Regions from separate parts of the Homo sapiens genome. Here region 2 is linked to region 1. Evidence: chromatin loops called from intact Hi-C (ENCODE). Cell type or tissue: dorsolateral prefrontal cortex. All regions are shown on one strand. Each heading gives the region's core, and the rest is flanking DNA. Links, peaks and the distances in the headings are about the cores only.

Region 1 (5,364 bases), core at 214-5,213:
TGTGAAATCCAAGAGCTGGACCAAATCAGTGTTTTTTAACCCCTTTTGGGTCTTATGCCATTTTGGAAAGTGGTAGAAAGCCACACACCCTTTTTCCAGAGAGAGGCACATTTCACAGGCCATGTTGCCCTTTCAGGACATTGATAACAAGAAGCCTGTCTAGATCCTAGCCCACAGTCTTCAGGTTTGGAACCCAAAGACTTGTTGATCTCTGAAGTCCCTCTCAGCTCAGAAAACCCACATTCTAGAAAGTTTTCTGTCAAGAACCCTAGGTATGGAAATGGATAAAAGGGAGTCTCTTGTACTTAACTTGGAGGAAACCACTGTCCAGCCCAATGGGTTTCACTATCAAGTATTTTTATTTATTGTTTTATCATTTATTATTTTCCAGGATTGAGTTCAACTTGTGGTACCACGTTCTTTCCCATCATCTTAATCTTTCTAAATTTCGTACTGCCTTTGATTTAAACAATTGAACTCTTACAGGTTTGTGGAGTGGAAATGGGATTTACTTGGTTTTGACCTTCACCTCACAGGAGGGGGATCATCTTTCTGGCAATTCCCAGCAGATACTAGCCTCTGCCTGCTGACCCTCAGCCTCCTCTTCCAGCCCTTTAGCAGCTTGGAATAAGAGGCAACAAACTGGTTGGGTTGATGTTTATGTGAACATATGGGTGCTTGGGAGTTGGAAGATGTGAGGGGAATCCCTTCTGATGGCTCTACAAGTGCTTTCCCAGCACTCTGGGCTTGCATGGTTCCCAGGGACTTCAGAGTTTCTAATTCCTCAAATGACCTGCCTGACAGGGAGTCCTAAGAAATGATTCGGGCCTCAAAGATCTGTCCTCAGGGGTCAGGAGAAAACATGCAGTATAAGTTGATATAGCTGGAGAGGGGATGCCTGCAACCTCCAACTGTGGAGGCCAGCCTAGCCTCCCGGAATGGGGTGGAGGCAGTCACAGATACAAGTCTCCTTGGTGGGAAATTGAAGGTATTCAGGCCCGTATGTGCCCATAGGCACATCTGCATATTTGGATTTGACCCAGGAAGCTTGGGGAAGGAGGGAGAAAATCAGAAGCTTTGACATCATTTTTTTTTTTTTTTTTTGAGATGGCGTTTTGCTCTTGTTGCCCAGGCTGGAATGCAATGGTGCGATCTTGGCTCACCGCAACCTCTGCCTCCCAGGTTCAAGTGATTCTCCTGCTTCAGCCTCCCGAGTAGCTGGGTTTACAGGCACGCGTCACCACGCCCGGCTCATTTTGTATTTTTAGCAGAGATGAGGTTTCTCCATGTTGGTCAGGCTGGTCTCGAACTCCCGACCTCAGGTGACCTGCCCGCCTTGGCCTCCCAAAGTGCTGGGATTACAGGTGTGAGCCACTGTGCCTGACCGACATCAAGTTGTATGTTTCTGGACTCTCCTCTCTTCCTCTGGCCATCAGAATGTTCTCACATCAAAAATGTGAGATGAGGGATAAAGGAATTAGCACCTAAATGTTTTACATAATGTTAGGATAATTTTGCTCTGTGGGAGAGTGGCCTGAATGTGGGGAGCCTTTGAGTAACTGACCTATAACTTTTCTTAGGCCCTTCTGGTTTTATCCCAGTTACTGATGCTGTTCTTATCTCCTATCTATTCTGGAATTCATCTCTGAACATTTAATACATTTGGCCAAGCAAGAGCAATGCTGTGATTCTTTTAAAAAGTACAAGCTTTTGCCAGTACTTCTTTCAAGTTGTAAATTTTATGAGGAGTTTGTTCCACTGTGCAAAGGAGCCTCTGACTTTAAGAAAAGTCATTCCAGCTCAAGATTTCAAATGAAGTCGAGGCTGTGTGTAGTCACAGGTTTTCTCATGTCATCGGTAGAGATAAAAGCCTCTTAGTTTTAGACTGGGCACAGCATTGTTGAACGTCCATTACTTACTGTTTAAGTAGCCAATGATCTCTGAAAAAAGCTTGGCTGTAAAGTTGGCAGAATGATGCACTGCTTTGTTTCAAGCCACTGTAAACTGTCTTTCCCAGTGTCACTTTTATCTCCAGTGCTTTTGTCACATGTTTTTGCTCATTTCCCCAAAGCGGAAAAATATTGCATTCCCCAGAATGACAATTTTCATTGCTGCCCGCTCAATTCAGTTTTTCATAAATGCCCAGGAAATAAACTAGCTGAGTTATTCTCCATTCTCACACATCTTCATTAGCACACACGAGAAGCTTTTTTACAGGGAATTCTCGTGTTGACCAGGTATGATAACCTGTTGCAATGTGGGTAGTCTTGGTTATATTAATGTTTTTAAAGATAAGTAGTGTTATTACTTTATTGGTCATGTATAATTACATCGGAGATCTAATTATTGAGAGTTAACAATGCTTTGTAATTGGTATTTTACGGCATGCTAAACATTTTTCTGAAGTGCTTGTACTATTAATGTTTATATTCTTTATTTCGTAGTCACTCTTTTTTCATACTGTAAAGGTAAACGGAATTCGGCTTAAGATTGAATTATCAAAAATTTTCAGGGGTCTAAACAAATAGTATTTAGAGTCCGACCCTCCCACTGTTTGAGATCTAGGAAAATAAAAGCCTTGGGCGGATGGGTTTCGGGCAGAACCGCTACGCTCTGCAAGCTGACCGTGGAGTTGGGCACAGTGTCATCCAAAGAAATGAAGATTTTTTTTTTATTAGCTCTTGAACAAAATTAATTAAAAGTTGTTACTCTTGGGGGTGAGGGGGACAAGGAAAGACAGGATTTGGGAGCCTGCTGACCTACAGTTCAACCCTACAAAAAGTATACCCATTTTGCAAATGAGGAAACCCAGACTGAAACACATCCTTTCTCCCAAGCCGGAAGCTGGCGGCCAGCAGCGCTGAGATTCTTTTCGTAAGCAGCAACAGCAGCCCCCTTGTCTTTCCCGCCTGGGGGAGCGCAAGCCAGGGGTGCAGGTCAGCATTTCAAGCCCCGCTACTGCCTCTGCTGCGGGCCCGCTAGCGCTGGCGAAGGCGACAGGGGCGGCCGCCTTCCCGTCACGTGACCGGCACCGCCGCCGAGCATGCCGGGAGACGGCGCCCCCTCCCCGGCCGCGGGCTTCCGCGCGTGGGCGGCGGGCAGAGCGCGCGCGGGAGGAGAGAGGAGGTGGGGGCCGGGCAGCGACAGGGGAAGAAACCGCGGCGAAGAAAAGCCCCCTGTAGAGCAGGCCCTGCTTCACCGCCCTGCCCGAAATCCCCCGCCGCGCCCCTGCCTCGGCCAGCCAGCGTCGGGCGGTGGGAACCGGGCCTGAGCTGAGGGCGGAGGGACTCCGGCGCCGTCCGTTCATTGTAAACAAATCGAGTGAGAAATGGAGGCACGCCTGGTTCCTGGGTCCCTTGGTGCAGGCTTTCACACCCCGGGTGCTAGCACTCGGTCTTTCTCCTGCGTAGGGGATAGGATTGTGTGTGCAGTCAGGTTTTTCTAGTAATATCTTGCACTTTTTTTTTCCTTCACCCACTCAGACATTCCCCATTTTTCCTCATAATCACTTTCTTTCGCTTCAGCATACACACTTAGCCCTTGGCAGGCAAAGTGGAATCTCGGGTTCTTGTCAGACCTCAATGTTTAAGCTGCTGAAACACAGGGCATATTTGGTTTAGATGTTTTACTGTTATGAAAATAAACCACCTCCTGCAGTTACACCAGCTCAGATTTTCCCTCGATAGGGTCAGTGTGGATTATCTATTGGAGGAAAAATATTTAATTAGAAAGGAATGAAATTCTCTTAGTTCCTTGAGGTTGGAAGGAGCTTAGGCAAGGAACAGTTAGTTAAAGGTAAGCACAAAAAATGCCAGGGGACCAAGAAGCCACTATTGGAATGCAGTATCTGTTGGCTGCTGGTTTAGCACACTGCCCCAGGCTTCCCGGTTGGGACTCCACTCAGGTCCTAGACTGACAAAATGGGAAGGCACCCTCCCAATGGGTCTTCATTACCATCTGCCGAATAAAGAGAATACCAGTAGTTGTATTTCGTGCATTTCTTGGAGCCAAATGATTGGATTAAATCTAGTCCCTTACTGTGCAAGCGTAGTCAATTTTGGTCATCTCTCTCTAGGCCTAGTGCCAGTTGTTGCCTGCCTTTGTAACCAGATAGCCACAGTGAGGTCATCAGAAGAGGATAGGCAGCGCTGCAGAAGGGAATCCTTTTTCTGTACCTCACCATGATGAAATAGGGGTAGCCGTCAAGTTGAACTTTCCCTTTTTTTTTTTTTTTCCGAGAGGGAGTCTCACTGTGTCGCCCAGGCTGGAGTGTAGTGGCGTGATGTCCGCTCACTGCAACTTCCGCCCCCCTGGTTAAAGCAATTCTCCCTGCCTCAGTCTCCCGAGTAGCTGGGATTATAGGCGCCCACCACCACACCCGGCTAATTTTTGTATTTTTTAGTAGAGACGGGGTTTTGCCATGTTGGCCAGGCTGGTCTTGAACTCTAGACCTCAAGTGATCCACCCACCTCGGCCTCCCAAAGTGCTGGGATTCCAGGCATGAACCACCGTGCCGGGCCAAGTTGAACTTTTCTCTTGGGGGAATAATTTCCCTGCTCAACATAGACCTGGTGGAATTTTCTTGTCTCTCTCTTCCCTGGCATTTTCTCTGGTCTTAGGCAAGCATTTCCTGCCTTTTCTGATTCCCTCTCTGTGTGTGCATGGGACTTAGGGGAGGAAGGAGGAGGGAGTTTTCTGTTAAGGGAGCCGTGAATGAGCAGGAAATGGCTATTTGGTACCAGTTATTCTGCAGAATTAGGGAGTGCTGATGCTGACAAGGAGTCAGAAGGATTCAGTCATCATGACATCTGCAGTCACAACTGGGTGGGTTAGTGAGCGCCCCTGAAGTGTGTGTACTCATTTCAGGCGCAGCCAGCAGCAGAATTTGGGAAGACTGTCCCACCCCTCCTACTCCCTGTGTGCTGACAGTTTGCTGTGTGCGTCTCCATGGCTCTGTGGAGCTTAAGAGATTAAGTCCTTGGAGAAAATGGGTAAAGTGAAGTTTTTTTTTTTTTTTTTTTTTTTTTTTTGAGACGGAGTCTCACTCTTTCGCCCAAGCTGGACTGCAGTGGCGCTATCCCGGCTCACTGCAAGCTCCGCCTCTTGGGTTCATGCCATTCTCCTGCCTCAGCCTCCCGAGTAGCTGGGATTACAGGCGCCCACCACCACGCCCGGCTAATTTTTTGTATTTTTAGTAGAGACGGGGTTTCACCGTGTTAGCCAGGATGGTCTCGATCTCCTGACCTCGTGATCCGCCTGCCTCGGCCTCCCAAAGTGCTGGGATTACAGGCGTGAGCCACCGCGCCCGGCCAAAGTGAAGTTTTTAAGTAGGACTGTTGTTAGGAAGATGTTAGCACAGTTAGA
Region 2 (5,364 bases), core at 314-5,313, 60 kb after region 1:
TGTCCAGCGTGCGGTGCTCATGTTGTGGGGCTGGCCCTCACTGCAGCACCCGGGCTGGACGGCCAGATGCCAAGCCCCCCCATGCTTCCTTGCAGGGCTGTCTGGGAGGCCAGGCACGGAGACTCAGAGCTCAGAGCAGAAGGCTGTGTCCACTGTGACTGGTTTAACCGGATTATTTCTCATAAGAGCAGATTGAGAAAGAGGGGTGTGTGTGTGAGAGAGAGAGAGACAGAGACAGAGGCCAGGAGAGAAGAGAGCTAAGCCAGCCAGCATTTCTTTCCTTCTTTCCTTTCTTCTCTCTCCTCCTGGGAGTTCTGTCCTAAAATCACACCCTGCCACTGACTGTTGTGTTCTCTCGCCATCACTCACAGGGAAAGAATGGGGGATGGAGAAGCACAGGCCCCACTGTTTGCTCTTGAGCCATCCCTGGCCACCTCCCTCCCACCATCCAAGTTCCTTACTATCTTTAGCCCACAGGGACCTGGGATAGGGCAGGGAGGAGAAAGAACATGCCCCCAGCCAGCCCGAGGCCTTTGCTTTTCCCGAGTCTGATTTCTGACCCAGGATGGCATCCACTGGTGCACCAGAATGTGTCCTCTCAGGGGAGGCCCAGCCCTTCCTTCCAACCCAGACAGCAGCAGGACTTCGCAGGTGACCACATGGAGAATAATCCAAGTGGTGTCCACTCAGACCTGGCCAAAAAAGTACGGCCTGTGTGAAGAACACTGGCTGGGCATTTCTGGAAGTCGGCTGTCCCAAAGACACAGCCAGCCAAGCACAGGGCCAGGCTGCCCCAGAACCTGCCTGCTCCTGCTGGGGACAGGAGCCCCGCTTCCTGCCCCAGGGCTGCCCCCACCCAGCCGCTTGACTTCCGCAGCTTCTCTCTGATTGCACCCTAGTGCTCTCAAGAGAGATCTAGAGTGACCGTGGCTGGTACCCATGTAACCCATCTTGGCAGGCAGAGGGAAGAGGATGAGAGAGGAGTATGTGTGGAGGGGAAGAGGAAGGTCTCCCCAGAAGCAGGGTGCACCCAGCCCGATCTTTCCTGCACACAAATCCTAAGGACCCTTCTTGTTCCAAGGGCTATGCTAGATGCTTCCATTATTTATCCCATTGCGTTCTCACCGCCATTCTGGGAGATGGGTCATGTTCCAGTGTAAGCAGGAGGGTTCTGTCACCAGGAGGTTCAGTGACTCATCAGGGCCACCCAGCCAGGCAGCAGCTTGGTGCAGTTCTGCACCAGGCTTGCTTGACTGCAAATCAGGCCCCCAGCTGCAGCCCAGCCCTTCCCAAGGGGGCTGTGTGGGACCCAGCTTCCATGGCATTTCCCTGGGGTGCCAGGCTAGTTCCATTTGGGCCATGGACTGTGCCTTCCCCCAAATGCGTTCATCCAGAACCCTTGGCTGCAGGGCCTCTCCCAAGACTGGCTGCTCATGGTCACCTCTAGAATGTGGCCTTTCCATGACAGGGTGAGGAGGCTGGAGCCCAGGGTTACCTCACATGCTGAGTCCCAGGGCAAGAGAGTTTGAGACATGTCACAGAGAAAGGGAAGGGCCGGTCACCAAACAATGCTGGGCATGGCGGGGGCAGAAGGGTGGCACTAAGGAGAATGTGATGCAGTTGCTGGTGGCGTCTGCACGTCGGGGCTTCTTGGGACTCTGGCTCCCGCCGACATGTGCTCAGTGGCTCTGGGGCATGCTCTGAGATTTGTGACTTGTCCTGGAGAGTCAACACTGTCTTCCTGACATTGGGACCAGGGGCCTGGGGAGTGCAGGTGAGAGCCCGCCCCTAGCACCTAGGAGCTCTGGGTGGCTTTCGCCTGCCACCTGTTGGCTCCCTGGGCTGGCCTGTCTCAAAGGAGCACTTCCTCCACCTGATCTTGAGTCCCCTCCTCCCCCAGCGTCCTGTGAGTGGGCGAGCAGGTCTCTGCTTCCCTGCATGGCTTGGAGCTTCGACTTTGTCTCGGGCAGGCAGGGGAGTGTGGGGAGGGGCTGAGCCTCACCTTCCTGTGGGCATCCCGCCCCACCATCCAGCTGGCACCCCCTGTGGACATCTCCCCCCAGCCTCTTTCCTCTCCTGGGCAGTGAGTGACTGCCCGCTTTGAGCCACGGGGGCCCTTTTTGGAGAAAGGCCATGTGAAAAGGGATTTCACATTGAGGTCTGCTTCCTGTTTAAGGGGGTGCTGAGAGCTCTTTGCAGAAGTGCAGCCACCCACCATGCGGTCCCCTACAGCGCCCTCAGGAGTCCCTCCCACAGCCTGGCTGCCCCTTTTCTACACAGTACACACATGGATGCACACGCAGCCCCTGCCTCAATGCCCCCGTCACCACTGACCTGGCTCTGCATGTGAGGGGTGTGCTCTGTGCGTGTCCTGCATGGGTGCACCTGTGTGTGTGCAGTGGTGCACAGGAGTCCGCGTTTATGTGCATGTGTGTGCATGAGCACATGTGTGTGTATGTGCGCACATGGTTGTGTGTGCATGCAAGGGCCCAACCCAAAGCTACTGACTTCCCCCTCCAGCCCTCATCACCTCCTGGAAGGTCCTAACCAGCCAGGCCTAAGTTCACACCCAAAGGATTTGTTTTTTTCTTCCCTTTTCTTTCCGTGCAAATTTCAATTAATACAGTGGTTTCTAAAGCCTGTCATTTTTAAGAGGCTGTAGTTTTTGTTTAGTCTGTTCTGGGTCCCAAACCAGCAACTTGGAGAAGTTGGTGGGCAGTGTTGGAACAAGGCCTGGGAGACAGATGCAGGAAGAGTGGAGGGCCAGGTGGAGGGCAGGCGGGCGGGGCCTCTGTGGGCAGCTCCCGCCCACACAGGGCAAAGGGGAGAAAACTTCCCCATCCTGCAACTGACACTGCTGATTTCTGCCTCCTCAAGGGCTGTGGGCAGCCTCTGAGCCTGTTGTGTAGGGAGACTGGGGCTCTAAAAGGAGAGCAGAGGAGCGGGGGTGGGATGACTCACCCCACCTCTGCTCTGGAGAAGGTAGAAGCGCAGAGCTGTGTGCTGGGGGAGGTGGCGTGTCCCGGCAGCTCAGGGCCAGCGATTCAGCCCCCGGCTGCTCAAGTGCTCTGCTGTCCCTGCCCCTGTTACCTTCCCCAGTGTCTAGGTGGTCCCCGCCAGTTCAGCTGGAGCTGCTCGTGTGGAGGCCAGGGCCGTGAGGCAGTTGAGTTGGAAGCATTTTCTCAGGCTTTTTGGACTGGGGGCTCACCTATGAGGAGGCCTGGTGTCGATGGGGTGGGGTGCACCAGGCATGTCTCTGGGATGAGCAGAGGCTGAGGGAGCCCCCTGCCTTTCCCCCACAATACGGCCTTCTCCATCCACACTGGGACCCCTTCCAAGGCCACTTTCTGACCTGAACTTTGTGCTCCAGAAGATTTCACCTCTTTGGAAAGAGCCAGAGACACTTATGGGCAGGCTCAGCCTTCAGGCTGCCTGAGAGCAGCAGAGATGGGGACTTGAGGACAGACCACTTCTCCCACCAGGACAGGTTCTGGCTTTGGAAGCCCTCGCTTTATGGAAGGGCCGAGGCAGCCAAGGGGATCTAGTGGGGCCCTGAGTAGACCCTGCCCCCAGTCCCCTCTCTTAGCTCCACCGTAGCAGCAGGATCAGGACCAGCCACCCCCGACACCCCCTGCTGCCCTGCCTCCGTCTTCCTTCTTCTGCTGGTTCCTGTGGGGGTCTCCCGAGGAGGAGCTCCTTGGGCTTTGTGAGGCCAGCCGATGGGCTTGGAGTGAAAGTGAAGGCAGTCCGATTCAGTGAGGCTGCACCTTTTCTCCTGGATCAAGAGCCAACCCCAGGCTGGGTGGTGGTGCACACCTGTAATCCCAGCACTTTGGGAGGCCAAGGTGGGAGGATCACTTGAGGCTAGAAGTTTGAGACCAGCCGGGGCAACATAGCGAGACTCCCTTATCTACTAAAAAAATTGTCTAAAAAAAAAAGAAAAGAAAAATTAGAGCCAGCCCCAGCTGGAACAGAGTCTGCCGTCCCCTCGGAAAGACGTGCCTTGACTCAGGGCACTGAGCTGACTGCAGCTGTTGGGCAACACACGCCCCAAACCTTCATCCACCAGGCAGGAAAGGAGCTGCTGGTGAGCCCTGCCCCAGGCCTCGGCCCTCATGTCGCCTTCCCTCCCACGTAGGACCTACCTGGAGGAGGAGCTCACGAAGGCCCGGAAGAAGCCCAGCCTGCGGAAGGACATGTACCAGAAGATGATCGAGGTGGACCCCGAGGCCCCCACCGAGGAGGAAAAAGCACAGCGGGCTGTGACCAAGCCACGGTACATGCAGTGGCGGGAGACCATCAGCTCCACGGCCACCCTGGGGTTCAGGATCGAGGGAATCAAGGTGAGGCCGGCGAGTGAGGGCAGCCTCGGGCCCCACCCGTGCCCACCTCAGGGGGCTTGGCTTCTCTCAGCGCCCTTTGGAAGCTGTAAGCTTCTCCAGGCACAGGCTCAGAATGTGGGTGGCCCGCCCCAAGGCCAGACATTTGGAGACATCAGCCTATTCCTCAGGCGGGATGGCTGTGTAGGGGGCTCAGGCCTCAGAGCAGAGTGGCTTCTAGCCCTGCCCAGCTGTCAGCCCTCTGCCGAGGACTCTCCATTTAGCCCAGACGGTGCCTGGCACCGAAAGCCAGGCGAGAGGCACCTGCGGGATGCCTGTGGGGTAGCTGGTTCATTCTGCCATGGCTGCAAACTGGGACTGGCAGACAATTCGGGGAAGGGAGGAGCATGCTGACCGCCTTTGATGTTGGAGCCAGGGTCTCTGAGAAACTGCATTCTCTCTGCTTTGCTCTTCGATCTTTTTTTGGAAATTTTAAAATATTTATTGGAACAGAAATAGAAACATAAGCTCCAAAGAAACAACATGACAAACTTTATAAGTAAATGTAATTTTCCCCTAATTAATATATTTACTTTGTGTTTGTGGTTTACAAAATGATGGCTCTTTCCCTTCTATCCCTTTGTACCTATGTGTATCTGGCAGGAAAGTTCTTAGCTCTGGCTATGGGCACACAGAAGCTTCCTATACATGATTATGTTCAAATGTTGATTTACTTTCCCCAGAATAAATTGGGGAACTGGCACTGTCTGGATTGGTGACTGTCTGGATGATCTCCCTGTCCCTGGGCCCCTGTGTGCACCCTTGCTGTTAAATTTGCAAGAGCCGGGCTTTGGGGCGCCGGCCCCTCAGGGTCTCAGAAGCTGTCCCTCTTGAGCAGATGGCAGTCCCTGTGGGGTTGTCGGGTCTCCCATTCTCTGTCCAGTCATGGTCTGCATCATCTCCAGTGTCCAGCCTGGAGTCAGGGTTGGGCAGCCGATGGTCCTGATGGGAGGGTCCCCTGAGCCTCCTTTCAGATGGCATTTAG

What was found. Hi-C counts contacts between places; a loop is a spot of excess contacts. Peaks named below come from ENCODE experiments on the same cell type or tissue, not always from the same donor. Only the 100,000 strongest peaks of a DNase experiment are listed, where the experiment ranks them.
Region 2: a loop joins it to region 1, with 2.6 times the contacts of the local background. A loop is called at or near these places in 26 of 110 quality-filtered maps.

What each region holds. Positions count from the first base shown.
Region 1 is chr1:226,701,270-226,706,633 of GRCh38, reverse strand. The region is part of intron 2 of ITPKB (inositol-trisphosphate 3-kinase B); the gene reads left to right. Among named protein-coding and RNA genes, the nearest start is that of ITPKB-IT1, 29 kb to the right of the region's middle. RefSeq lists a silencer at 2,933-3,362. In dorsolateral prefrontal cortex, for the core only: a CTCF peak has its summit at 3,029; DNase peaks (open chromatin) are centred at 3,023 and 3,293; H3K4me3 peaks cover 2,010 bases; H3K27ac peaks cover 4,898 bases.
Region 2 is chr1:226,640,900-226,646,263 of GRCh38, reverse strand. ITPKB (inositol-trisphosphate 3-kinase B) reads left to right here. Exons shown (of 8, transcript NM_002221.4): 5 at 4,139-4,343. Among named protein-coding and RNA genes, the nearest start is that of ITPKB-IT1, 31 kb to the left of the region's middle. RefSeq lists silencers at 1,576-1,798, 2,802-3,096 and enhancers at 1,151-1,816, 1,927-2,026, 2,637-2,716, 2,827-2,886, 3,151-3,818. In dorsolateral prefrontal cortex, for the core only: no CTCF peak of the experiment used is centred there; a DNase peak (open chromatin) is centred at 2,915; H3K27ac peaks cover 5,000 bases.